Regions from separate parts of the Homo sapiens genome. Here regions 2, 3, 4, 5 and 6 are each linked to region 1. A link is a loop called in an ENCODE intact Hi-C map of the cell type or tissue named here. Cell type or tissue: endothelial cell of umbilical vein. All regions are shown on one strand.

Region 1 (4,000 bases):
GACACACCCAGGCACCTTGTTGCTCACTGGGAAGCAGTGAATTCTCCCACTCACAAGGGGAGAGAAGCCACGGTGATGAGTTCACTCCTGTGTGTGTGTTGTGGGGTGCTTTGGATGAGCTCGGGGACATTTAGAAGCAGGGAGGAGGTGAGGAGGACAACAGAAGTTGGAGGAAGGGACTAAAAGGGAGAAGACATCTCACCACTGTTTATGCCCAACATTTAAATGTTCCTTAAATTTTGCTTTTTCAGAAAAAAGTCTTTGCCACCAGTCATTTTCTCTGAAATCTCCTTAACTCCCTTGTCATTTGCCACAAACGCTGTTAACTGGACTCACACATACTATGTGTACCTTAATGATTTATTTACTCTATGGACAGTTATTAGAACATCTGGTATGTGGTCACCCGTGCGGAGCCAAGGAGATTAGGGCGTGGGGGCTGCAGTGTCAGCCTTCCCGGGAGTGCACGGTCCAGCCAGGGACCGGGGTCCCCTGGGAGCTGTGCTTCAGAAGCTTACTGACTGAGAAAGCCAGCGTGGCAGGACTGTCCGGGGACAGACCTTGGTGGCCGGCATCTCCGCACTGCTCCTTTCCTGTGTCTCTGCAGTTGGGGCAGGAAGGTGGGTGGAAATGGTGCTGGTGGGTCGGAAAGGCCTCCTGGCAGCTTGGGATGGAGCTGCGAGGTGATGGAGAGTCTCTTGGTGGGCCTGGTGTGACGACCCTGAGCGGCTGATGCCACAGGGCCGGTGTCTGTGGTGGGCAGCATGTCTAGGCAAAGCCTTCATCTTCTCCACCTTGGTCATCTCTTCTGTAAAACTGGGATGGTGCTGACCTGCCCTGTGCACATCAGAAACCCCAGGGGGCAGCAGGTAAAGGTTGGGAGGAAGTTCTGTCTATATTATTCAGGTAAAATTTTATTATTTAAAAAGCTGTAGTAAATTAGCAGAGCATACAGCTGACCACTTTAACCAGGTTTCAGGGCACCCTTCAGTGGCATTAAGTCTGTTTTCTGAGGAAGCTTTTTAAGATTAAAGATGTGCTAGCAATCTTATTTATTTAAAGACAGGGTCTTGCTCTGTCACCCAGGCTAAAGTGCAGTGGCGTGACCATGGCTCACTGTAGCCTCCACCTCCTGGGCCCAGGTGATCCTCCCACTTCAGCCTCCAAGTAGCTGGGACCACAGGTGCACGTCACCATGCCCAGCCAGCAGTCTCATTATGATGTGTTAAGACTGTGTGAACGACTGGCTGTCCTGCCAGTTCTCAGATGTCGGATTCTCCTGTAACTGCTGCGGTGGGAGAGAGAGGACGAAAGGGCTGGAGATGGGGCTGTGTCCCGGCCCACTCACTGGCCCTGTGCCGGCCCCTCCTCCTTTGAATCTCTTGTCTCCACCTGGACTCTGGTGCTTGGGGGATGTCTCTGCATAGCCTTCATTCTACTCCTGCCAGGCAACGCCTGGCATGGGGACGGGCTGCTTTGCCGCCTCAGGATGTTGGTTTTTGGGAGGCCAGGGCCCAAGGCTGCCCTGGGCCTCATCTCTTTCACTGGGTGGGAGCACCTGCCATGCCATGGTGCTCAGGGGCCTTTGGGGACCCCAGAATGTATCCTCAAAATGTCTTGTACCCATACCCCCTCCCCAGGCAGAGGAACTCAGACTCAGATCAGTGTAGCTTGTGGCAGTCCACGGTGAATGAAGCCCAGCGCAGGCTCAGAACGTCAGGTGATGGGGCTAAGGGCTAAGCATCCCAAAGCACGTTTGTTGGAGGGTGGGAAACTCATTTTAATGAGTATCAAATAGACGCAGTGCACTTCTTTCACGTGATGGATTCTTTCAATGTCACTGCTTGGAATCTGGTTTACTTTTCCCCAGATGTTATGGACATTCTTGGTTTCTTAGCTTAGAGAGCGTGTGGCTTTCAGTACTCAGAAAGCTCTGTCCTGGATGATGGTGTTGTAGGCCTCTCTTTCCCTCCCTCCTCTTTCCATCTTTCTCTCCGTGGGCAGCTGGCAGTGGAAGTGCCCGCCTAGGATGGGGATGAGGCCCGGGGCGGGGCCGGGTGCCGTGCAGCCTCAGCGGCTCTGATAGGCCTGGCACGGAGCCACTCAGAGTCCTTTGGGTGTTCGCGGGGATGCCGTGGGCTCTCTCGGGCACAGTCCTGACCAGGAGCGGAGGCGACTTCCATCTCCCGGGCAGGATGCGTGCGGTTTTCTGCCGTCCCCGGGAGCACATGACGCCTGGGAAGCAGTGGCCGGGAGGTGATTCATCCGGGCGAGCGGGGCCTGGAAAACAATGTCTGTCTTGAAGCTCCGGGAACCAGGAAAATGAGCTGGAAATGTGAGTAATGTATAATTTTACTAAAATTAACCAGCCAGTTCTCCAGGCCTTTTCTCGCTGTTTTCAGTGTCTTTGTCTGACCCATAGTGCCCACTGTGCTGTGTTCCACGGACTGTCTTTCCAGTTAGTGGGCCTGGAAGTCCCCTTCTCCCTGCTGCCCTGCGTAGGGTGGGCGCACAGTGGGGCTGTGGGAGCATAGATGGCAGATTTAGGTGCAGGGCTGCCCCGTCCTTACCTCTGCCCTGGCAGCTGGCGGCCCTGGCACCCCTTTCCTCTGTGATGTGGTCTCATAGTCATGCTTGGATTTCCTAAGGCGCAGCTGAGTCATCTGCGTGACTGTGCCGTGCCCCTAGGACATAAGGTGCGAGGGGTGGGCAGTGCCTTATGTACCACGACTTTGGCTTTGGACATGGGCAGACGCCTGACCTTTAGTCTGCTCCTCCATGCCACCCGGGGGTGTCTTTATCCTTGCCCGGATCCAGAGCTGTCACTTGGGAGCTGCAGCCCCTCCCGGGCCTTTCTGTCCCTGCTAGATTGTAAGCCCATGAGAAGGCAGGGCTGTAACCCTGCAGTTCTGGAACCTCCACAGAACAGGGACTTAACTAGCGCTGGTTGAGTAAACAGACGTCTAAATTCGGAGGCAGACTGTGTCTGAGGCTCTCCTGAATCTGGGACATGAGCCCCCAGGTCTATGCACTTCATGAAGTGGCCCGTGGAAGCATCACCTGGGGTGGAGAGAAGCCATTCACTCATGTTGTTAACAATAAAATTGTATCTTTATCTGAATTTAGAAGGGAGCGGGACACTGAAGATGAGGATGTGTGGTGACACTGATGAACTGAGTATTCAGGAACCAAGTCCCGTTTAGGTAGAAGCCAGCAGATCTCAGGACTGCTTGGCCTGACGTCCGTTCCGCGGAAGGTCTTCTGGTGACATCGGTGTCTGGGATCATAACCCTTGAGGCATTCATTGCAGAAACCTGTGCTGTCTTCTGAATCGCCACAGACAGATGACATTATGGACAGGCTGGTTTCAGTATTAAGGTTTTTAGTATTTTAACGTTTTGAAAATCGCCAGGATGTGTGTGGCGTGGATGGAACCTACTATCTAGACTCTGCCAGAACATTCTCTTCCATGATTGTCTTAATGGGCTGAACATTTAATCCTTAATTGCTTTTAAGATATTCTGTATCATCAGCCAGAAAATAAAGGGGAAGAAAAAAACCCCATAAACGAATACTGGGTCCTGTACAGCTAATCACCCTATAATCAATATACTCGGTTTAGGGCTGACAGGGTTCTCTTGGCGCTCACTGAGGGCTGCACTGCGCCGCTCTGATTGTTTTTGTTTGTGTGCTGTTTGTCCCCCATTTAGAGTCCTCTGGGTGGATCTTACTGTGACCACATGGTTACATGGGGACGCCGAGGCTCGGAACGCCTCGGGTCACTAAGCTGAGCGCGTGCCCCTGCTGGAGATGGCGCAGAATGACATCACAACATCACAGCCGAGGCTGCACTCAGGCCCCCTCTGGTGCTTCTCCTGCTCAGCCCTTAGCAGCTCACCGACTGGGCCGCAGGGTCCATCTAAAGGCTTGAATGCGCCTCCAGTTGACTCCTCAGCCCTCCAGCTCTCCATGATTCTGCCCACCCACAGTTCCACTCCAC
Region 2 (4,000 bases), 73 kb after region 1:
CAGGGGACTGCACTGCAAAGCTGCCAAAAATATCATCCCAGATAGCAGGAATTGTGTCCCTTGATTGTGCTGGGAAGATTGCTGTTTTGGAATTCTAATAGGGGCACACTGGAATCAAATTTTTGGAAATTCTGTTTGGAGACTACAGCCTCAATTCTAGAGAAAGAGGTGGGTTATGTACATATGTATGTATGTATGTATATGTGTGTATATATGCAGGGATTTCATGGAATAGGAGGAAGAATACTGGATTGAGAGTCAGGATTTAACTGGGGTTGAATTCTAATTTGACCACCAAAGAGGGTCCTAGCCCTCAACATCACTCTTAAAATGAGGACTCAATGACTTGTGATGCAAAGAAATATTAAATCTCCAAAGAAGGCTCACGTCTACCCGACGAGTCAGGTCCAGTCTTTTCCATGCAATGATAAGTAGAACCAAAATTGTGGCTTTAATATTTCATTTCAACTTTCGTGAACCATTTATGTCAACAAAGGGCTCTATATTATTAAAATATCATAATCTGGGCTCCTGTAAACTATTATTATTATAATAGCAGTGAATGTATACAGCAGATGGGAATATTGGCAGAGACATGGGAAACTAAAACCAGCCTCGTGTACCAAAGTTGCCCTTCAACAACGGCTCACAAACAACATTTAAAATGAAAATTAAGTAACTGATCTGCTTTGTATCTCGAGGGACTAGACAAGCACTGTACGAGTTGCATTAAGATAGAATAACATCCAAGTGAGATAGGGTAAAGACTACGGAAAATCAGGGGAAATAGGGGGACAGAATTTTTTTTTTTTTTTTTTTTTTGGTGGAGTCTCGCTCTGTCACCCAGGCTGGAGTGCAGTGGTGTGATCTTGGTTCACTGCAAACTCCACCTCCCAGGTTCAAGCAATTCTCCTGCCTCCTGAGTAGCTGGTATTACAGGCACCCACCACCATGCCTGGCTAAATATATATATATATATATATATATATATATATATAGTATTTTTAGTACAGACGGGGTTTCACTATGTTGACCAGGCTGGCCTCAAACTCCTGACCTCAAGTGATCCACCCACCTTGGCCTCCCAAAGCACTGGGATTACAGGCATGAGCCACTGTGCCTGGCCAGAATAACATATTTTGAAACTGAAATAATTACAAACATGAGAAATATACAATAAAGGTTTCATCAGAAATGACATTAGGGGCTGGGCGTGGGGGCTCACTCCTGTAATCCCAGCACTTTGGGAGGCCGAGGCAAGCGGATCACTTGAGTTGATGAGTTTGAGACCAGCCTGGCCAACACGGTGAAACCCCGTCTCTACTAAAATACAAAAATTAGCTGGGCATGGTGGTGCACGCCTGTAATCCCAGCTCCTCAGGAGGCTGAGGCAGGAGAATCACTTGAAACAGAGGTTGCAGTGAGCCGAGATCACACCACTGCACTCCAGCCTGGGTGACAGAGCGAGACTCCATCTCAAAAAATAAAATAAAATAAAAAATAATAAAAAGACATGACATAAGGAAAGGCCTATGGATTTTTGTTTATTTTAGATCCAAGTATTAACAGCTTTATTTTTCTTTTCCAGCTTCAGAAAGTATGATAATACATCCCACAGAATTAGCCCATAAAACACTCTCAATTCTTTACTCAAACAGGGTACAACAAGATCAAATGAGACAGTATTTGGGACCCCTCCTGTGATGGGATTATTAAATGTCAAGGTTTCATGAAGAGTCATGCAGGCATTCTCTGGTTTCTTTAAATGGCCCTTGGCTATTGTAATCTCTTTGATAGTCCCTAATGCACTGGTCCAGCGAGGACACAAAGTCCCAGCCTCAGCAGCCCTCAGAGAAGAGCAACTTGGTATTACAGCTTGTGCTATGGTAGGTGGGATAGGGTTGTTTCAAGAGTAGGGGAGGAGGGAGAGTAGAAAGGAAGGGAGGGAGGGAAAACATTCTCTTATCCTTGGGAAACTTGCAGGATCACTTCCCTCAATGAGTTTATGCAAGCAATCTCCACCTCCCACTGCTCCTTACAGGTCAGCGAACCCATTCAGGGATTAGGAAGTGACCCAAAAGCACCGGTGTGAGGAGAGGCTGCATAGCAGTGGAAACGCTTGGAGAGAATGCTGCATCCTGTTTAACTTGGCCTTGCCAATGCCAAACCCTTTCTCTGTGGATGTTTTTTTTAGTTAAAGAGCGATAACGTCCTCCTTTTAATGGCCTTTCCTCTCACGGAATGGGCTATTCTCTGTACTTGTGTACCCACTCTCACTGTGTCACTTAAACTCTCCTGCTTTAGCCTCCTCATCTGTGATGCAGGGAGCATGCCCAAATTTACTTACGTCATAGGGCTACCATGTGGAAAGTGCCTGGAAATGCTAGCGTGACGCGCCTATGAAAATGACACAATATAGTATAAGTCCTTACGGTGCACATGAACTGCGTTAACATCCATTATATATATTTTGCATCTTGCTGTTGGCCATTCCATTAAGAGAAAATAAAGGGAGAATGTGGGAAGTTAAATAAAACTTGAAAATGTGTGCTAGTGGCTAGAACAAAGCTAGAGTTCTCTAGAACCACATTTATGAAACACGGCAAAATAGAAACTTGGTGATATCCACGGCTGTTAGAATGATGGCCATCAGTCATGACTGACTTACAGCTTCAGGAGTTTTAAAGACAGCATTAGGAGAAATGTGAAACCTCAAATACGGCCATAGGTGGATCATTAAGTCTAATTCCTCATCTCCTAAACAGTTTGTCTTTTTCCAGTCGTTAGGAAACTGCCTGCACCCTTCTGGAGCACAACTAGTCAGTGGCTTGGTCTGGGCACCCTCTCTCTATTGACCAACAGCGCAGGGAGTTGCTGGCATTATCAAGATGTCTGGGGGTCTCTGCCAGCCTGTCTCCTTGTATGAGACCACTTGAGAGCAAGGGTGTCCATGGATTTCAGTGCCTCATCTCTCCTCAGGATGAGACACTTTATCCCTCACCCGGTAAAGCTTTAGCAGTACACTACTACCTGTAGCAGGAAGCCCCAATCTCCATTTCCTACTGTCCAGCTTTTATTCATCATTCATCCCATGATCCTTAATTCTGTCCATACTTCAAGGTCCATGACAATCCCTGCCTCCTTCCCTGGGGAGTCTAAGCCACGTACCCAACTGAGCCTGCCCTGTCTGCTTTGATTACATGAGCACATAAGCAGTCATAGACTGTCAGGTTTGGACAGGGCCTTAGAGAACATCTGTTCAAGCCTTTTTTTTTTCTGAGACGGAGCCTTGCTCTTGCTCTGTCACCCAGGCTGGAGTGCAGTGGTGCAATCTCGGCTCACTGCAACCTCCACCTCCCAGGTTCAAGCGATTCTCCTGCCTCAGCCTCCCGAGTAGCTGGGATTACAGGTGTGCACCACCATGCCCAGCTAATTTTTGTATTTTTAGTACAGACGGGGTTTCACCATGTTGGTCAGGCTGGTCTCGAACTCCTGACCTCGTGATCCACTCACCTTGGCCTCTCAAAGTGCTGGGATTACTGGTGTGAGCCACCATGCCTGGCCTGTTCAAGCCTTTACAGAGTGCATGAGTCCCCTCCTCAACACCTCTGACAAATGGCTGCCAAAGCCCTATGACTAGTATCTGACACAACCTCCATAAATGTGAGTCCTCCATATCTGTGTTCCATCAAGAGATGATCTATTCTGCTCTGCTCAACAGCTTAAAGTGATGAAAAAGGACTTTGCCAAATGGAACCAAAGACTATTTCCTATAACTTCTTCCTAATCCTAGCTTTGCCTTCTAGGGCACCTGCCTCACATACAGAACAGCCCATTGAAACCGGCCCAGCTGTCCCATAGAACCGATGTTTATGATTTCTTTTGAATTAACACAGAAATGGACTCTCCCAGTTTTCAAACTTAAAGTTACATTTGTCTTAATCTGAGTTCCCTTCTCAGAAAACCAACCATCAGGCCTACCCAGATGGTATCAAGGAGC
Region 3 (4,000 bases), 54 kb after region 1:
TCCATTCACCTACTGAAGGACATCTCGGTTGCTTCTAAGTTTTGGCAATTATGAATAAAGCTGCTATAACCATCAAGTGCAGGTTTTTGTGTGGACCTATTATCAACTAATTCGGGTAAATCTCAAGGAGTGCAATTGCTGGATCACACAGTAAGAGTGTGTTTAGTTTTAAGTGGCTGTGCCATTTTGCATTCCCACCAGCAATGAATGAGAGTTTCTGTTGCTCCACATTCTCACTACCATTCGGTGTTGTCAGTGTTTTGCATTTTGGCCATTCTAGTAGGTGTTTACATGGTATCTAGTCATTTGAATGGGCATATGATGTGGAACATCTTTTTTTTTTTAATTTTATTATTATTATACTTTAAGTTTTAGGGTACATGTGCACAACGTGCAGGTTTGTTACATATGTATACATGTGCCATGTTGGTGTGCTGCACCCATTAACTAGTCATTTAGCATTAGGTATATCTCCTAATGCTATTGGAACATCTTTTCATGTGTTTATTTGCCATCTGTATATCTTCCCTGATGAGTTGGGGATGCATTCTTTCCATCTCAGAGTCCCCAGAAACTAACATAGCAGTTGGTACAGAGTTGGTGCTCAACAAACATCAGCTTAGGAACTATGTCCTATGTTTTTTTGTTTTTTTTTTTTTTTAAAAAGGAATGTGAGCTGTTCCCAAAACGTATGTCCTTCCCCCATGCCTCTACCCTGCCCTTCCACAAACTTTCTGATCTTCAGCACACACTACCCAACCATCAAGGCTGAGACTTCCCGTGGCCAGCAGTGTCTCATGCTGGCTTCAAGCCCCACAGCACTGCTTTTTTCAACTTCTCTTGTGGTTTAGACTGTCTTTAGCCCAGCAAGAGAATTCATTGTCTTATCCCCCATTAAACTGTACCTACACTCTTTGAGGAAAAGGGTCCATCTTACTTAAAATATTTTAAAAATTCACATGTGATAAAACTGATGTGTATGTGTATGAGAGAGAGAGAAAGAGAGAACAGTTCTATGAGGCTTAATGTATACATGTGGCCGTGCAGCCCACTGCCCCATGTCACCATTTTCAATTCTGTCATTACCCCTGGGACAATGTCTTGTCAATATACACTTGAGGCTGGGCGGGGTGGTTCCTGCCTGTAATCCCACCTGTAATCAGGAGTTCAAGACCAGCCTGGCCAACACAGCAAAACCCCGTCTCTACTAAAAATACAAAAATTTGCTGGGCGTGGTGGCACGGGCCTGTAATCCCAGCTACTCAGGTGGCTGAGGCAGGACAATCGCTTGAACCGGGGAGGTGGAGGTTGCAGTGAGCCAAGATCGTGCCACTGCACTCCAGCCTAGGCAACAGAGCGAGACTCTGTCTCAAAAATACATACATACACACACACGCGCAAGAGACACAGTGAGTAGAAACACCGACACCACCTCTCAGTTGAGACATGAACACACTGAAAAGTGGCTAAGTGTTATAGTGTCCCTTTTCTTGAATTAAAACTAAAATTCAACTTCTATCAGATCTTCTCAGGAACGAAGCATTTTAAAACCTAGGCCAGGCGCGGTGGCTCATGCCTGTAATCCCAGCACTTTGGTAGGCTGAGGAGGGCAGATCACCAGGTAAGGAGGTCGAGACTAGCCTGACCAACATGGTGAAACCCTGTCTCTACTAAAAACACAAAATTTAGCTGGGTGTGGTGGTGCGCACCTGTAATCCCAGCTACTCAGGAAGCTGAGGCAGGAGAATCACTTGAACCTGGTAGGTGGAGGTTGCAGTGAGCTGAGATCATGCCACTGCACTCCAGCCTGGGTGACAGAGCGAGACTCTCTCTCCAAAAAAAAAAAAAAAAACCTAGACCAGATGCACTTGGCAACTTGGCAGTTTCTCCTGCGTGGAACATACTTCTCTTTCTTTTCTCCTTGTGGTTAGCACTGTGCTGTGCCAGGGGATTGATTAATTTGTACCTGCCAGAGGCTCTGAAAAGTGGAGCTATGTAAGTATGCTATGCATATCAGGCCACTGTCAACAACAGAAACAGAAATGCAGCAAGCACTTTCTGAGCTTTGGTCATCTCAACAGCTAGTGGCTTACCCGGCAGAATCACCATAGAGCTGGCTAGCGCCATGCACTGACTATGACTAACATAGTGCATGGGGTGGCTGAGGGTGGGTAAAAAGACTGGGCGGTATTTCCTGGAACAGGAAGCCACATCTCATGTCTCCCTCTCCCGGTGGGAAAATCACCAGAGTTCCTTCTGCAGAGGGGAATGAGTCCTAAGCACAGGAAACTGCCTGCTGATCTGAAAAGGGAAGGTCAGATGGGCATCCCAAGAAAATGAATTGCAAACGCCCATCTTCAAAGTTAATTATGCTTCTCTTGCAAATCCTGATTATGGGAAGGAAAACAGTTTGCTTAGTAGATGAGAACATGGGTCTAAAAGTCACACTGGCCAGATTCCAATCTTGACTCAACCACTTTCCTTCGTTTGTCATCCTGGGCCACTTACTTCATCTTTTTGAGCCTGACTTTCCTTACCTATAAAAGAGCGGTGTTAATATTTTCAAGGGTATTTATCAGGATTAGATGAGACAGTCATGTGTTAAACTAAACACAGTGGCTGAGACCTTGTCTCTACTAAAAAACCAAAAAAAAATTAGCTTGGCATAGTGGCACATGAGTAGCTGTAGTTCTTCTAGCTACTTGGGAGGCTGAGGTGAGAGGACTGCTTGAGCGTGGGAGATCAAGACTGCATAGTGGTGACACAGCAAGATGCTGCCTCAAAAAAAGAAACCCAGTGCCTGGTACACAGTAGATGTTCATAAGACAGCAGCTACGATATTCTTGCTGTTGTTATGCTCTCTACGTTTCATAAAGCACTCCAAGTGAGAGGTGACAGCATGCTGGCAGCCCTCGCAGCCCTCGCTCACTCTCAGCGCCTCCTCTGCCTGGGCTCCCACTTTGGCGGCACTTGAGGGGCCCTTCAGCCCACTGCTGCACTGTGGGAGCCCCTTTCTGGGCTGGCCAAGGTTGGAGCTGGCTCCCTCAGCTTGCAGGGAGGTGTGGAGGGAGAGGCGGGAGCAGGAACTGGGGCTGCACGCCACACTTGTGGGCCAGCTGGAGTTCCGGGTGGGCGTGGGCTTGGCAGGCCCCGCACTGGGAGCGGCCGGCTGGCCCTGCCAGCCCCAGGCAATGAGGGGCTTAGCACCCAGGCCAGCGGCTGCAGAGGGTGCGCTGGGTCCCCCAGCAGTGCTGGCCCACTGGTGCTGCGCTCAATTTCTCCCTGGGCCTTAGCTGCCTCCCCGCGGGGCAGGGCTCAGGACCTGCAGCCCACCATGCCTGAGCCTCTGCCTCCCGTGGGCTCCTGTGCAGCCCGAGCCTCCCCAACGAGCACCGCCCCCTGCTCCACGGCGCCCAGTCTCATCCACCACCCAAGGGCTGAGGAGTGCAGACGCACGGCGCAGGACTGGCAGGCAGCTCCACCTGCAGCCCCGGTGCGGGATCCACTGGGTGAAGCCAGCTGGGCTCCTGAGTCTGGTGGGGACTTGGAGAACCTTTATGTCTAGCTAGGGGATTGTAAATACACCAATCGGCACTCTGTATCTAGCTCAAGGTTTGTAAACACACCAATCAGCACCCTGTGTCTAGCTCAGGATTTGGGAATGCACCAATTGACACTCTGTATCTAGCTACTCTGGTGGGGACTTGGAGAACCTTTGTGTCCACACTCTGTATCTAGCTAATCTAGTGGGGACTTGGAGAACTTTTGTGTCTAGCTCAGGGATTGTAAACGCACCAATCAGCTCTCTGTAAAATGGACCAATCAGCTCTCTGTAAAATGGACCAATCAGCAGGATGTGGGTGGGGCCAGGTAAGAGAATAAAAGCAGGCTGCCCGAGCCAGCAATGGCAACCCGCTCAGGTCCCCTTCCACACTATGGAAGCTTTGTTCTTTAGCTCTTTGCAATAAATCTTGCTACTGCTCACTCTTTGGGTCCACAC
Region 4 (4,000 bases), 240 kb before region 1:
TGCCTTCGTGATTCAATTACCTCCCACCAGGTCCCTCCCACGACGTGGGGATTATTACAATTCAGGGTAAGATTTGGGTGGGAACACAGAGCCAAACCATATCAAATGCTATACTGACTTGCAGAGGCGTATAATTTAGAAGGGAAAAGAGACATGCTAACAGAAATTTGCAAGAGAGGGAGAAATAGCACAGAGGTAGCCCAAAAAGGGGAGTGATCTTTCAACCTAATTCTAATCCCTGGGTTTGAGATTGCTGGGGAGCTGGTATGGTCACACCTCTCAGTGTCTCATAGCCCAGCTGCTTGGATACTCCTCTGAGCATTTGGCCCTCAAGGACCGTGTTGCCCTCCTGAATCACTGGAAAGATTCAACAAGGCCAGGCATGGTGGCTCACACTTATAATCCCAGCACTTTGGGAGGCCAGGGCGGGAGGATTGCTTGGGCTCAAGAGTTCAAGACCAGTCTGGGCAACACAGCAAGACCCTGTCTCTTTAAAAATAACAAAAATAGGCCAGATGCGGTGGCTCACACCTATAATCCCAGCACTTTGGGAGGCCAAGGCAGGAGGATCACTTGAGTCCTGGAGTTTGAGATCAGCCTGGGCAACATGGTGGAACCCTGTCTCTAAAAAAATAGAAAAAATAGGCTGGATGTGGTGACTCATGCCTGTAATCCTAGTACTTTGGGAGGCCGAGACAGGCAGATTGCCCGAGCTCAGGGGTTTGAGACCAGCCTGGGCAACATGGTGAAACCCCGTCTCTACTAAAATACAAAAAATTAGCTGGGCGTGGTGGCACATGCCTGTAGTCCCACCTTTGAGCGGCTGAGGCAGGAGAATTGCTTGAACCTGGGAGGCGGAAGTTGCAGTGAGCCAAGATTGTGCCACTGCCTCTGGCCTGGGCGAGAGTGAGACTTCGTCTCAAAAAAAAAAAAAAAAAAAAAAAAAAAAGGGCTGGGCGTGGTGGTGCGCGCCCGTAGTCCTGAGCCCAGGAAGTCGAGGCGGCATTGAGCTAAGAACGCACCACTGCACTTCAGTCTGGGTGACAGAGTGAGACCCTGTCTCAAAAAAAAAAAAAATTATAATAATAAAAACATTGTATAAAAGTTTCAACAAAGACTTAGTAGCACTTGTGTCACATCTGCTGAACTAAAGATTTTCCTACCATTTGGGTGCATGGCTTTGCATTTCCAGTTAAGATATTCATTTAATCTATGTTCCTGCTAGTTTACTCTGGCAAGACTGAAGATGAGGTACTTTTGTTTGTTTGGGTGATTCATGCTGTTAATCTGAATTTTGCATGATTGCCTTTCCCTTGCCATGATCCTCCTTGGGTGAGGCTTAATGATTTGTTTTGTTGTTGGCGTCCCATGCTATAAGGAATTATTGGAATTATTAGAATTATTGTTAATTATTTTTCAGTTGTGACAATGGTGGTGTTATGGAGCTTTTTAAAAAATTCCCTTTCTTTTAGAGATGCATACTAAAATAATTCCAGATGCAATGATATGTTGTCTGGGATTTGCTTCAAAATAAAACATGGCAGAGGGCAGTGGGTAATGGGTAGATGACACAAGATTGGCCATGAGCTGATATATTGTCAAAGCTAGGTAAAGATGCATGGGGCTGTTTTATACTCTTCTGTCTGTTATTTAAGTTTGAATTTTTCTCTAATAAAAGGCTGAAAAAGATCTTCTTGACACCTTCAACCTGAAATGAGCCTTTGGTCCTCTTTCCACTCATTATTTCTACTCACCAGCAGAGGGCAGTTGATCACAGAACCCACAGCTCAGCTGTCCTTGTGGCCCTGGAGTGCTGATGCTGCTTCCCCTGAGTGCTTACTGCTTGCTTCCCCTTCACTTTTTTTTCTTTTTAATTTTTAAAACGTTTAAGGAATACAAGTGCATTTTTCTTACATGGTGAAGTCTGGGCTTTTAGTGTACCCATCATCACCCAAATAGTGAATATTGTACCCAATAGGTAATTTTCCAACCCTCATCTCCTCCCACCCTCACACTTTTTATAGTCACCAGTGTCATTCTATTCTGTATGCTCATGCATACACATTGTTTAGCTCCCACTTAAAGTGAGAACATGTGATACTTGAATTTCTGTTTCTGAGTTATTTCACTTATACACGTGGCCTCCAGTTCTATCCATCTTGCTGCAAAAGACATTATTTCATTCTTTGTTATGGCTAAGTAGTATTCAAGGTGAGATATAGATGTAGATATATACACATTTTTGTTATCCAGTCCTCCATTGATGGACACTTTGGTTAATTCCATATCATTGCTATTGTGACTAGTGCTGCAGTAAACATACGAGTGGTTTTTTTTGTTTTTGTTTTTGATATAATGATTTCTTTCCTTTTGGATGTATACATAGTAATGGGATTGCTAGATCAAAGGTTAATTCTATTTTTAGGTCTTTAAGAAATCTCCATACTGTTTCCCATAAAGGCTATACTAATTTAGATTCCCTTCAACAGTGTATAAGCATTCCCTTTTCTCCACATCTGCACCAACATCTGTTTTTTGTTTTTTGTTTTTTTTTGTGAGACAGAGCAACTGCCTCACTCTGTTGCTCAGGCTGGAGTATAGTGGCGCGATCTCACCTCACTGCAACCTCCACCTCCTGGTTTCAAGCGATTCTCCCCCTTCAGCCTCCTGAGTAGCTGGAGACGGAATCTCTGTCACCCAGGCTAGAGTGCAGTGGTGCAATCTCAGCTCGCAGCAACCTCTGCCTCCTGGGTTCAAGCAATTCTACTGCCTCAGCCTCCCGAGTAGCTGGGACTACAGGCATGCATCACCATGCCTGGCTAATTTTTGTATTTTTAGTAAAATCGGAGTTTCACCATGTTGGCCAGGCTGGCCTTGAATTCCTGATCTCAAGTGATCTGCCCACCTTGGCCTCCCAAAGTGCTGGGATTACAGGTATAAGTCACTGTGCCCAGGCTATTGAATGCTTTTTCTGCATCTATTTAGACAATCATGTGGTTTTTGTCCTTAATTCTGTTTATGTGATGTATCACATTTATTGATTTGTATATATTGAACCATCCTTGCATCCCTGGGATAAATCCCACCTGATCATAATGTATTCTCTTTTTGATGTGCTGTTGGATTTAATTTGCTAGTATTTTGTTGAGGATTTTTGTGTCTGTGTTCATCAGGGATATTGGTCTATAATTTTCTTTTTTGGTGGTGTTGTGTCCTTGTCTGTTTGGTACCAAGGTGATAGCGGCCTCATAGAATGAGTTAGGGAGAATTCCCTCCTTGATCTTTTTAGAATAGTTTCAGAAGGATTGGTATTCATTCTTTCTGTGTTTGGTAGAGTTCAGCTGTGACTCCATCAGGTCCTGGGCTTCTTTTTGTTCTTGGGAGATTTTTATTAGTGATTCAGTCTTGCTACTACATTACTGATCTTTTCAGATACTCTGTTTCTTCCTGGTTCAATCTTGAAGATTATGTTTCCATGAATTTATCAGTTTCCTCTGGGTTTTCTAGTTTGTGGACATCTAGTTGTTTATAATAGTCTCTGATGATCTTCTGTATGTCTGTGGTATCAGTTGTAATGTCTCCTTTTTCATTTCTGATTGTGTTTATTTGTATCTCTTCTTGTCTTGTATCTTGTTTATTTGTATCTCTCTTGTCTTCTTAGTCTTAGCTAGTGGTTTATCAATTTTGTGTATCTTTCAAAGAACCAACTTTTCTTTTTTGTTTTTTGAGTCAGGGTCTGGCTCTATCACTCAGGCTACACGGTGCAGTGGCACAATCATGGCTTACTAGAATATTTGCCTCCCAGGCTTAAGCAATCCTCCCACCTCAGCCTTTCAAGTAGGTGGGACTACAGTGCACACTACCATGCCTGGCTAACTTTTGTATTTTTTGTCAAGGTGAGATTTTGCCACATTGCCCTGGCTGGTCTTGAACTCCTAGAATCTCGATCCGCCAGCCTCAGCCTCCCAAAGTGCAGGGATTACAGGCATGAGCCACTGCA
Region 5 (4,000 bases), 90 kb after region 1:
AAGAGAGGCCCAGCCGGCCAGGACTGGAGGCTACTTGCCGAGCTGTCACCCAGTGGATAGGCCCTCCTCGCTCTCCCAGGAAAGCCTTCCTTGACAGATTTGTGTGACTTGGCAGTGAATTGTTATGGAAATTCACTGAGAAGCCTGGGTTTCAAGTCCTTGTGAGCAAAGCTTTCAAAGAAGTCTTCTGCATACATTCCCAGCCCAGAGGGGAGGCAGAACCTTCCCAGATACCCTTTAGGTGAAGTCGAGGAAACCAGTGAGCACAGATTGTAAGGTTTTTTTGTCTGTTTCTTGAAACAGGGTCTCATACTTTGTTGCCCAGGCTGGAGGGCAGTCATGTGATCATGGCTCACTACAGCCTCGGCCCCCTGCCGCAAACCATCGCACCCCCTCCCAATAATGCTCTCAAGCAATCCTCCCACCTCAGCCTCCCAAATACCTGGGACTATAGGCATGCACAACCACGCCCAGCCAATCTTAAATGTTTTTGTAGAGACAGGGTCTTGCTGTGTTGCCCAGCTGGTCTTGAACTCCTTCTGGCCTCAAGCGATCTTCCCACCTCAGCCTCCCAAAGTGCTGGCATTACAGGCATAAGCCACCCACACCCAGACAGGTTTTAAAAATTGATTCCAGGCCGGGTGCGGTGGCTCATGCCTGTAATCCCAGCACTTTGGGAGGCCAAGGCAGGTGGATCTCGAGGTCAGGAGATCGAGACCATGCTGGCTAACACAGTGAAACCCCGTCTCTACTAAAAATACAAAAAAAAAATTAGCTGAGCATGGTGGCGGGCACCTGTAGTCCCAGCTACTTGGGAGGCTGAGGCAGGAGAATGTCGTGAACCCCAGAGACGGGACTTGCAGTAAGCCGAGATTGTGCCACTGCACTCCAGCCTGGGCGACAGAGGGAGACTCCATCTCAAAAAAAAAAAAAAAATTGATTCCAGGGCAGGCAGTGCAGAAGCCTGGAAAACCTGAACAAATGACCCCTTCAAATCACTATTTCATATTCTAGTAATGGTACACAGCCCTAAGTGGAGAAGGAGAGATACAGGCAATTTGGTGGAGGGAGGTTAGCTGGGTTTATTAAAAACCAACCGAGGGACAATGCATACATGCAGCAGTGACCAATGGCATGTCTCCCTTTTCTTTTGCTAAAGCTCCTCCATTGGGGATGATTTTATTTTATTCTTATTTTTATTTATTTATTTTTTGACTCTTGACAATTGCTATCCAATAGCTTTTCCTTTCCTTTTTAGAAAACATGCCTTACTTTGGGCTTCCAACTTGAAATCTGAGGCTGGGAGGGTGATTCTGGGCTGGTGGACTTGGACTAGTTGAAAGATGCACTGCTCCAAGAGAGGGGATCGGTCAATATCTGGGCTTTGGAAGTAACTTTACGATGTTTGGATTTTGTGCTGGCACCAGGCTCTGGGTTTTAAGCACTCTGCTGTCATATGGTGTGTGGCCTTTCCAAGAAAAACTCTATAAAATGAAAATACTTTATTGCCACGGCCTTTGACTTCTTGAAATTCACACAAATATGGTAATCTCTTGCAACATTTAATTTAAACTCAGTTCACCTAAAGAAAAAATTAGCTCTGAACCTGCCCAATTCACTTTTTGAAAGGTGCCAGTCTTCTCTGTGGAATCACTGTTTTATTTACTATGTGCCAAACTGTTATTTCATATATGTGAAAAGAAAATTGGCATCAAGTCCATATGAACTAAACTACTGGCAAAGGCAATGCTGGAGCCTGCCATTGAGAAGATTAGATTCCCAAGAAACTCTTCAAGTGGTGGCCAGTATCCACAAAGTAAAAAATTGTGTGTGTGTGTGTGTGTGTGTGTGTGTGTGTGTGTGTGTGTGTGTGTGTTGTAAATATACAGGCACATATTCAAAGTTTATTTCTCCTTGTGTGTTCAGGTAGTACTCTACAGCCACTTAAGTTACCCAGAGCTTAAATATCTCAATTATATACATAAATACTTATTAAATAATAAATGCATGTTAATAAGAGAAACAGGAAGTTGAGAATAACTTTAATTCAAGTTTGGGCTTGCACATTCAATTGTCTTATTTGCTAAGTAGGATGATTCATAACTTCTCCATAAGGAAGACTGATTAGATCATGTTTGGGGGTGGGGGTGTTTTTCTTTTAAATTTTCAATTGTTTTCCTTTCCTTTTGGGGCTTTTTTCTATTTAAGTCTGCTGTTTTGCTGACTGTTTTGCCTTTGCACTTGCAGATTCTAATATGGAACCAAACCAAGAGAGAAACAGAGAATTTTATTATCCAAAGCTGTTGTAAGTGATTTAATAGTCAGAGATAGTGGCTAAAAACGTGCTCTCTGGAACCCCAGATTCCAAATCCCTCATGATAATGTAGCCATGACAGCCACATCATCATAGCAGGCATCTTTAATATGCGCCAGTCTCATCTCTTCAGGACCTTGTCCTTAGACCACACCATTAATGGGTGTTTGGTTCTCAATAATGATTACAGGTAAGATTAGGCAATCATTTGAAACTCAGATGAATACTTTCATACCTTGGTCTTACAAAATGGGATGTTTCTAAAAGAGAGATAGAGATTCATTCTGGGAAAACATTTAAATAATTTTTTTTAAGTTTGGATACTTTAGATTTTCATACTCATTTTTGAAAATAATCACCATGTTTTTCTCAGTCATTAGCTACCACCGATGGGGTCATACTAATAATGTCTCTAACAAGACTGTCGGTCACAGGACTCCAACTTCCTTGCCCTACCCACAGGTATTACATGGGATCCAGGCAGGATAATCATACTGTGCTATTTACTCGGCAACAGGAATTAGTCCAGGGATGGGTATATGAGCCAAGTAGGGGCAATCAGAATCCTTTCCCGAGACTGACTTATGAAAGGTAGAAGATAGAGACTGCTTTCCACTGGAGTTAAGCTAAGAAGATGGGAGTCTGGGGCTACTGATATCAGGCCTGTTTCCTGCCACAGGGAGAAATAAGCTGTAAGACTATTCTCAGAATGAAGCCAAACACAGGCAAGCTCAGCTGAGACATGGACAGAGAATGCGTCTAGGCTGTACTGATTCCCAGTTCCTAGCCCTGAGTCCTGGTTCCTGCAGTTCTTCCTGTAATCCTATGAGTAGTTCCAGTAACATTCCAACTACATAAGCAAAAAAATTCCCCCTTGTTCAGGTTGGTTAAAATTTGCAACTTACAACTGAAAGAGTTCTGAATAACTCAGGAGGGCCATCTTAACTTTGGAATCACATTCCTGCTAACTTCTATAGTGACTAAAAAGCTTTCCAGCTGTGTCTAACAAACGCCCTTATCTTTTGCGGCAACTTTTTGTTTGTGGCATCCTGTATCAATTTATATATCAAGAAATAAGTGCTGACATTTATAAATTAGAGGGAGAAAACATGCTGATGCTTGTGTTTAAAAGAAATAGAATTATATAAATACACTTCTATCCATTTAGCATTTCACAGCACATGGAGAAACTTACATTCATTACTGAACGTATTTATCGATTCAGGAGTTTGTAGCACAAAAATTCTTATTTACATTTTATTTTATCATCATTGTTCATCTACCTTATGGAACAAAGCAGCCAAGAATCAGATGGGCGAGGAATAAAAGATTCCATTCACAGAAGTGCTTGATTCTTCCGTCCATTTGTTTATGTTCTGCCTCTCCTGCTTCATCCAGAGCCGAAGATCTCAAAGATGCTGGCAGGTACAAACATGCTCCCTTTTAATTACACCACCAAATTGCTGCAATAACTGATTGCCAGTTAAATAATTATAATCAAGTGCCCATTGTGCATAACAATCATTTAATGACTGCCATCGGAAAACACTGTAATAAAGAGGGCTTTAATAAGGAAAACTGGAAAGGTGCCAGGGTTTTATGGCAGTTTGCTTAAAGGGAAAGAGGGCCATAATCTGTATTTAAGATTAAAAGAAGCCTTTAATCCAGATGCTCAACATTAAACAA
Region 6 (4,000 bases), 150 kb before region 1:
CAGACTGGACTGCAATGGCATGATCTCGGCTCACTGCAGCCTCCCGGGTTCAAACAATTCTCCTGACTCAGCCTGCTGAGTAGCTGGGATTATAGCAGCGTGCCACCACATCTGGCTAATTTTTGTATTTTTAGTAGAGACGGGGTTTCACCATGTTGGCCAGCCTGGACTTGAACTCCTGACCTCGTGATTCGCCCACCTTGGCCTCCCAAAGTGCTGGGATTACAGGTGTGAGCCACCACGCCTGACCATTTTTTTTTTGTATTTTTACTAGAGATGGGCTTTGCCATGTTGGCCAGGCTGGCCCTGACTTATTTTTTATATCATTTTATTGCAGATATATGTACCACTAAAATTATTTTTAATTTTATTTTTAACATTACAAATAGAGTATTATGCTGTATGTAATCTTTTGGGACTTAATTTTTTCAGTTAACATTGTCAAGATGCATCTGTATTGTTGAGGTCACTGTAAGTCATTTTAATTTAGGTTACTGTATAATATTCTATGTGTCTGCCACGTTCCACTTCCAGTCCCCCTAGACCTTTACAACAACCCCCCTTTTTCTTACAGTAACTTGAGTGTGTCTCTCCTTTGCACAACTAAAAGAGCCAGACTAAAACGACCAGGCTTAGATGTTGCCAGAGCTAAGTCACGCTAATGCTGATGTAAGGCAAAGAGTGAGATTAATCCTTGCAAAGGTCGAAGACTGGTCACATCCATGAGAAAAGGTCTTCTGTCCCCATGATTTATTTGCAGAGTAAGGTTCGCTCCAAGCAGTGATGGAAATTAAAGAGGCAGCTTTAGGACCTCCGCACTGACCCAAAATGGAAATCATTTAGCAGCAAACAAATGGCAATGTTGTCATAAAGATCAAATGAGATAATAATACGTGGGAACACTTTGTAAACCTTGGGCCATTTTTATAAATATGCAGTTGCACTATTATTGTTATCATTATTCATTTGCGTTGTCTGGGCATTTCATTTTCCTCTGTTCATAAGGTGCCCACCTGGACTGGATTTAAGTCAGAAGAGAAGGAAGATGTGAGTATTCATTAAACGTCTCTGCGAAGCCTGTAACCCCACACCGGCTCTTCGAAGAAGCATTATCTCTGTTTTACGGATGAGAAAACTGAGGTTTGATAACTTGCCCCAAATCCTATAACAAATAGAGGCGGAGTTTGGATTCAAATTCTGTCTGAATCTAAAACCCTTTTTCTGTCTTACCATATTTCCTGGAATCTGCCCAGGCAGTCCTCATTCCTTCCTCATTCCCTGTCTGAGTTTGGCAGGATGAATCTCCTATTTACAGTCTTTCTCAGGATTTCTCTTTTCCTAGTCCGAGACTACTGATGGACTAAAACGGAGTCTATGTAAGAGTACCTTTGGGAAGACTGGGAACCTTCCGAGCTTTAATCTGTGAATATTTATCCAGGAATCAGGAAAGCCAGGGGACCTATTCCTAGGTTGACTTGTAAGTTGGGTTGTCCCATCTCCAGAGGCCCTGTATGGACTGGAGGAGAGTACATTTCACAAGGGGCCCCAAGTTTCGGGCAACACCTCCACCTGCTTTAGGTAAACCATTTAATCTCACTGAAACATGGAACTACGCATACCTGTCTTTGCATATCCAACAGGGGCTAAGATCCAGTGAGACACCGTGCTGTTCCTTGATATGATCAGATGAGGCAACAGATGGGAAAACAGTTTGAAAACTGCAAAGCATTTTTTTTTTCCAGCACGAATGTAAGCTGGTATTTGTTTTCATTGTTATCATTCCCTTTCAGCAGAGCCCTCTCCCAGGGAAAGCCCTTACGGTAGGGGCTCCTAATAATGACTGAGGTTTGAGAACAGCCAGAAGGCAAGCAACATGAAGCCTTTTAAAGCAAACCAGAGGAAGTCCAGTCTCTATTTATTTTATGAAGTTAGCCGCTGGATATGTTAAGCAAATGTTTTCTTAATTGTGGCAGTACAAGAAAACAACAGGGCAAGGGTTGCTGGGGATGGCGGGGGGCGGGTATCAGGCCTCTATCCCCCGGCCCCCCACCACCAAATCCCCAGAGAAAGACAGGAAAAAATTAAAGACAGGCCTTTTCTTTTCGTGGTCACATGTCTGCCCTGCTGCTGTAATATAAGAACCTGCGCCAATTAGAAACGTTTTACCTCCTCCTCCCTGCCCCTCCCCGGGCACATTTCAGAGCAGTCCGGGTTGTGGACGCCAGGAGTTTGCCAAACACAGCAAACACTGGTGTGTGAGCGGCTGAAGGGGACTCTTTCCACTCCGATCTCCCTCCCTCCCAGCCTGTTTTGATTTACTAGGACTTCCTCCTCCGGGCGAGGCGGGGGAAGGACGCCGCCGAGCGCCTGGAGTTGTGCGCGTGTGCGTGTGCGCGTGTGCGAGTGTGAAGTGCAGCGCTGGAGTGCAACATGCTGTAATGGGAGGAAACCCAGCGGCGTCGGAGCGCCCGGGACCGCCGCGGCCGTTCTGAGCGCAGTGGCGCCGAGCAGCCCCTCCCGCAGCCGGTGTGACCTGTCCCTTCAGGTGCGTGGCCGTCGGCCGTCGGGGAGCGCGGCTCGGGCATGCGGGTGCCGAGAGGGGGCGACGGGGCCCGGGAGGCGGGGGACGGAAGGTGCGCCGCGTTCCGGGGGTGAGCGGGTGTGGACGGCGAACCGGCGCGGGCGGGTGGTGCGCCCTTATCCGGCTGCTCGCGAGCCGGGGGAAGCGGAGGGCGGCGTGGGTGCCGCAGGTTCGGCTGAACTCCGGGCGCTTGGCGGGGTGTGTGTGGCGGGAAGGGCAGCAGGTCCGCGGGACGGGTCTGGTTGGACTGTGAACGTCGGCGTCCCGTGCGCTGTCCCCCGGGAGCAGGGACCTACTGTGCGCGCGTGGGGAGCGCGGCGGGCACCTGGGCGCGCACGAAATGTGCGTTTGTGTTTGTACATTTGCACGGCGCTGTGTCCCCTGGCGGGGCCTCGGGGGCGGGGGCGTGCGAGATGCCGTGTCCACAGCAGTGTGCGCCATGTCCACTCGCCCTGCCCGCTGGCGCCTCTCGGGAGCGCCCGCCCCGACAAACCTCACTGCCCCAGCGCGCCGGCATCGGCCCGGGAGGTGCGAGCTGGCACCGGGCGCGCAGCTGGCGGGGGAGGGAAAGCGGCCTCTCCCTGCCGCGGGAGGCCTCGCCCCTATCTCCCTCCCGGCTCACCTGGCTCAGCCCCCACCTGCTCCGTGAGGGGCGTGACCGAGGGCGTGGCCTGGCTGGCCTGGCGGAGCCCGGCTCAGGTTGGCCGGTGCCTCATTCCAGGGATTCCTCGCGCTCCCGCGCTCCCGTCCGCCGGCCCGGTCCGCGCGTGCGTGTGCGTGTGCGTGTTTGGCGGGGGCCCGTGCGGGGGCTCGGGCGCGAGCCCGCCTGTGCGTCTGCGCGCCCTCGGGGTGCGCCCCGCGTGCCCAGGTCCCGTCCCCGCCCCTGGGTCCCCCGCAGGGCCAGGCCGGCCCCAGGCGGGCGCGCCCAGAGCCGCCGGGCGGTGAGTGCGGTTGACCCGGTCGGCGGGGCGGGACCCGGGCTGGGCGAGGGCTGGCCTGAGAGGGGCCTTGGGGTGGGCTGTCGGAGCAGAACCGGGATGCCCTGCGGGAGGGAGGAGGTGGCGGGTCCTTGCCGGGCCGCTCGGGAGGCGCCGGTGGGAGCGGAAGCGCCTAGGCTCCCGGAGGACGTCCTGGGAGTCGGAGGCTCGGGGCGGGCGAGGAGGCCCGCGCCTGGCACCCCGCGGTCCCCGCCGGCCTCAGGGAGGGCTGTGATGTGGACTGCGGGAAGGGGCACCGTACTCTTCCTGTGCTTCCTGCCCGGTCCCCAAAACAGGACTGCACACTCTCCCTGCACCCAGTGCAGGCCTCGCGGAAGAGCACAGGGCTGTTCGCTTTTTGTTTTGCTTGAAGTCTCCTTTGATTCATCACCCTGAGACATTTAACTGTCTTAGGTTATGAAGACAGTGCTTGCTGGGGCTA

Evidence for each region. Peaks named below come from ENCODE experiments on the same cell type or tissue, not always from the same donor. Only the 100,000 strongest peaks of a DNase experiment are listed, where the experiment ranks them.
Region 2: a loop joins it to region 1, with 7 times the contacts of the local background. A loop is called at or near these places in 3 of 110 quality-filtered maps.
Region 3: it touches region 1 in a loop (6-fold over the local background); 7 of 110 quality-filtered maps call a loop at or near these places.
Region 4: a loop joins it to region 1, with 2.6 times the contacts of the local background. A loop is called at or near these places in 3 of 110 quality-filtered maps.
Region 5: a loop joins it to region 1, with 3 times the contacts of the local background. A loop is called at or near these places in 6 of 110 quality-filtered maps.
Region 6: a loop joins it to region 1, with 2.9 times the contacts of the local background. A loop is called at or near these places in 6 of 110 quality-filtered maps.

What each region holds. Positions count from the first base shown.
Region 1 is chr3:11,566,940-11,570,939 of GRCh38, reverse strand. All of the region lies in intron 2 of VGLL4 (vestigial like family member 4), which reads left to right. It also overlaps a transcript of ATG7 not described here. Among named protein-coding and RNA genes, the nearest start is that of VGLL4, 75 kb to the left of the region's middle. In endothelial cell of umbilical vein, no CTCF peak of the experiment used is centred here; DNase peaks (open chromatin) are centred at 2,239 and 2,609; H3K4me3 peaks cover 544 bases; H3K27ac peaks cover 4,000 bases.
Region 2 is chr3:11,494,356-11,498,355 of GRCh38, reverse strand. The region is part of intron 20 of ATG7 (autophagy related 7); the gene reads right to left. Among named protein-coding and RNA genes, the nearest start is that of VGLL4, 150 kb to the left of the region's middle. In endothelial cell of umbilical vein, no CTCF peak of the experiment used is centred here; a DNase peak (open chromatin) is centred at 2,115; H3K27ac peaks cover 2,989 bases.
Region 3 is chr3:11,512,693-11,516,692 of GRCh38, reverse strand. All of the region lies in intron 20 of ATG7 (autophagy related 7), which reads right to left. Among named protein-coding and RNA genes, the nearest start is that of VGLL4, 130 kb to the left of the region's middle. In endothelial cell of umbilical vein, no CTCF peak of the experiment used is centred here; a DNase peak (open chromatin) is centred at 2,282; H3K27ac peaks cover 2,033 bases.
Region 4 is chr3:11,801,946-11,805,945 of GRCh38, reverse strand. The region is part of intron 7 of TAMM41 (TAM41 mitochondrial translocator assembly and maintenance homolog); the gene reads left to right. Among named protein-coding and RNA genes, the nearest start is that of TAMM41, 43 kb to the left of the region's middle. In endothelial cell of umbilical vein, a CTCF peak has its summit at 1,751 (motif pointing right); a DNase peak (open chromatin) is centred at 1,765.
Region 5 is chr3:11,476,866-11,480,865 of GRCh38, reverse strand. All of the region lies in intron 20 of ATG7 (autophagy related 7), which reads right to left. Among named protein-coding and RNA genes, the nearest start is that of VGLL4, 170 kb to the left of the region's middle. RefSeq lists an enhancer at 1-442. In endothelial cell of umbilical vein, no CTCF peak of the experiment used is centred here; DNase peaks (open chromatin) are centred at 2,145, 3,065 and 3,815; H3K4me3 peaks cover 795 bases; H3K27ac peaks cover 2,860 bases.
Region 6 is chr3:11,718,939-11,722,938 of GRCh38, reverse strand. It overlaps a transcript of VGLL4 not described here and a transcript of TAMM41 not described here. Among named protein-coding and RNA genes, the nearest start is that of VGLL4, 77 kb to the right of the region's middle. RefSeq lists silencers at 2,352-2,721, 2,962-3,881. In endothelial cell of umbilical vein, no CTCF peak of the experiment used is centred here; DNase peaks (open chromatin) are centred at 2,218 and 3,258; H3K4me3 peaks cover 2,228 bases; H3K27ac peaks cover 938 bases.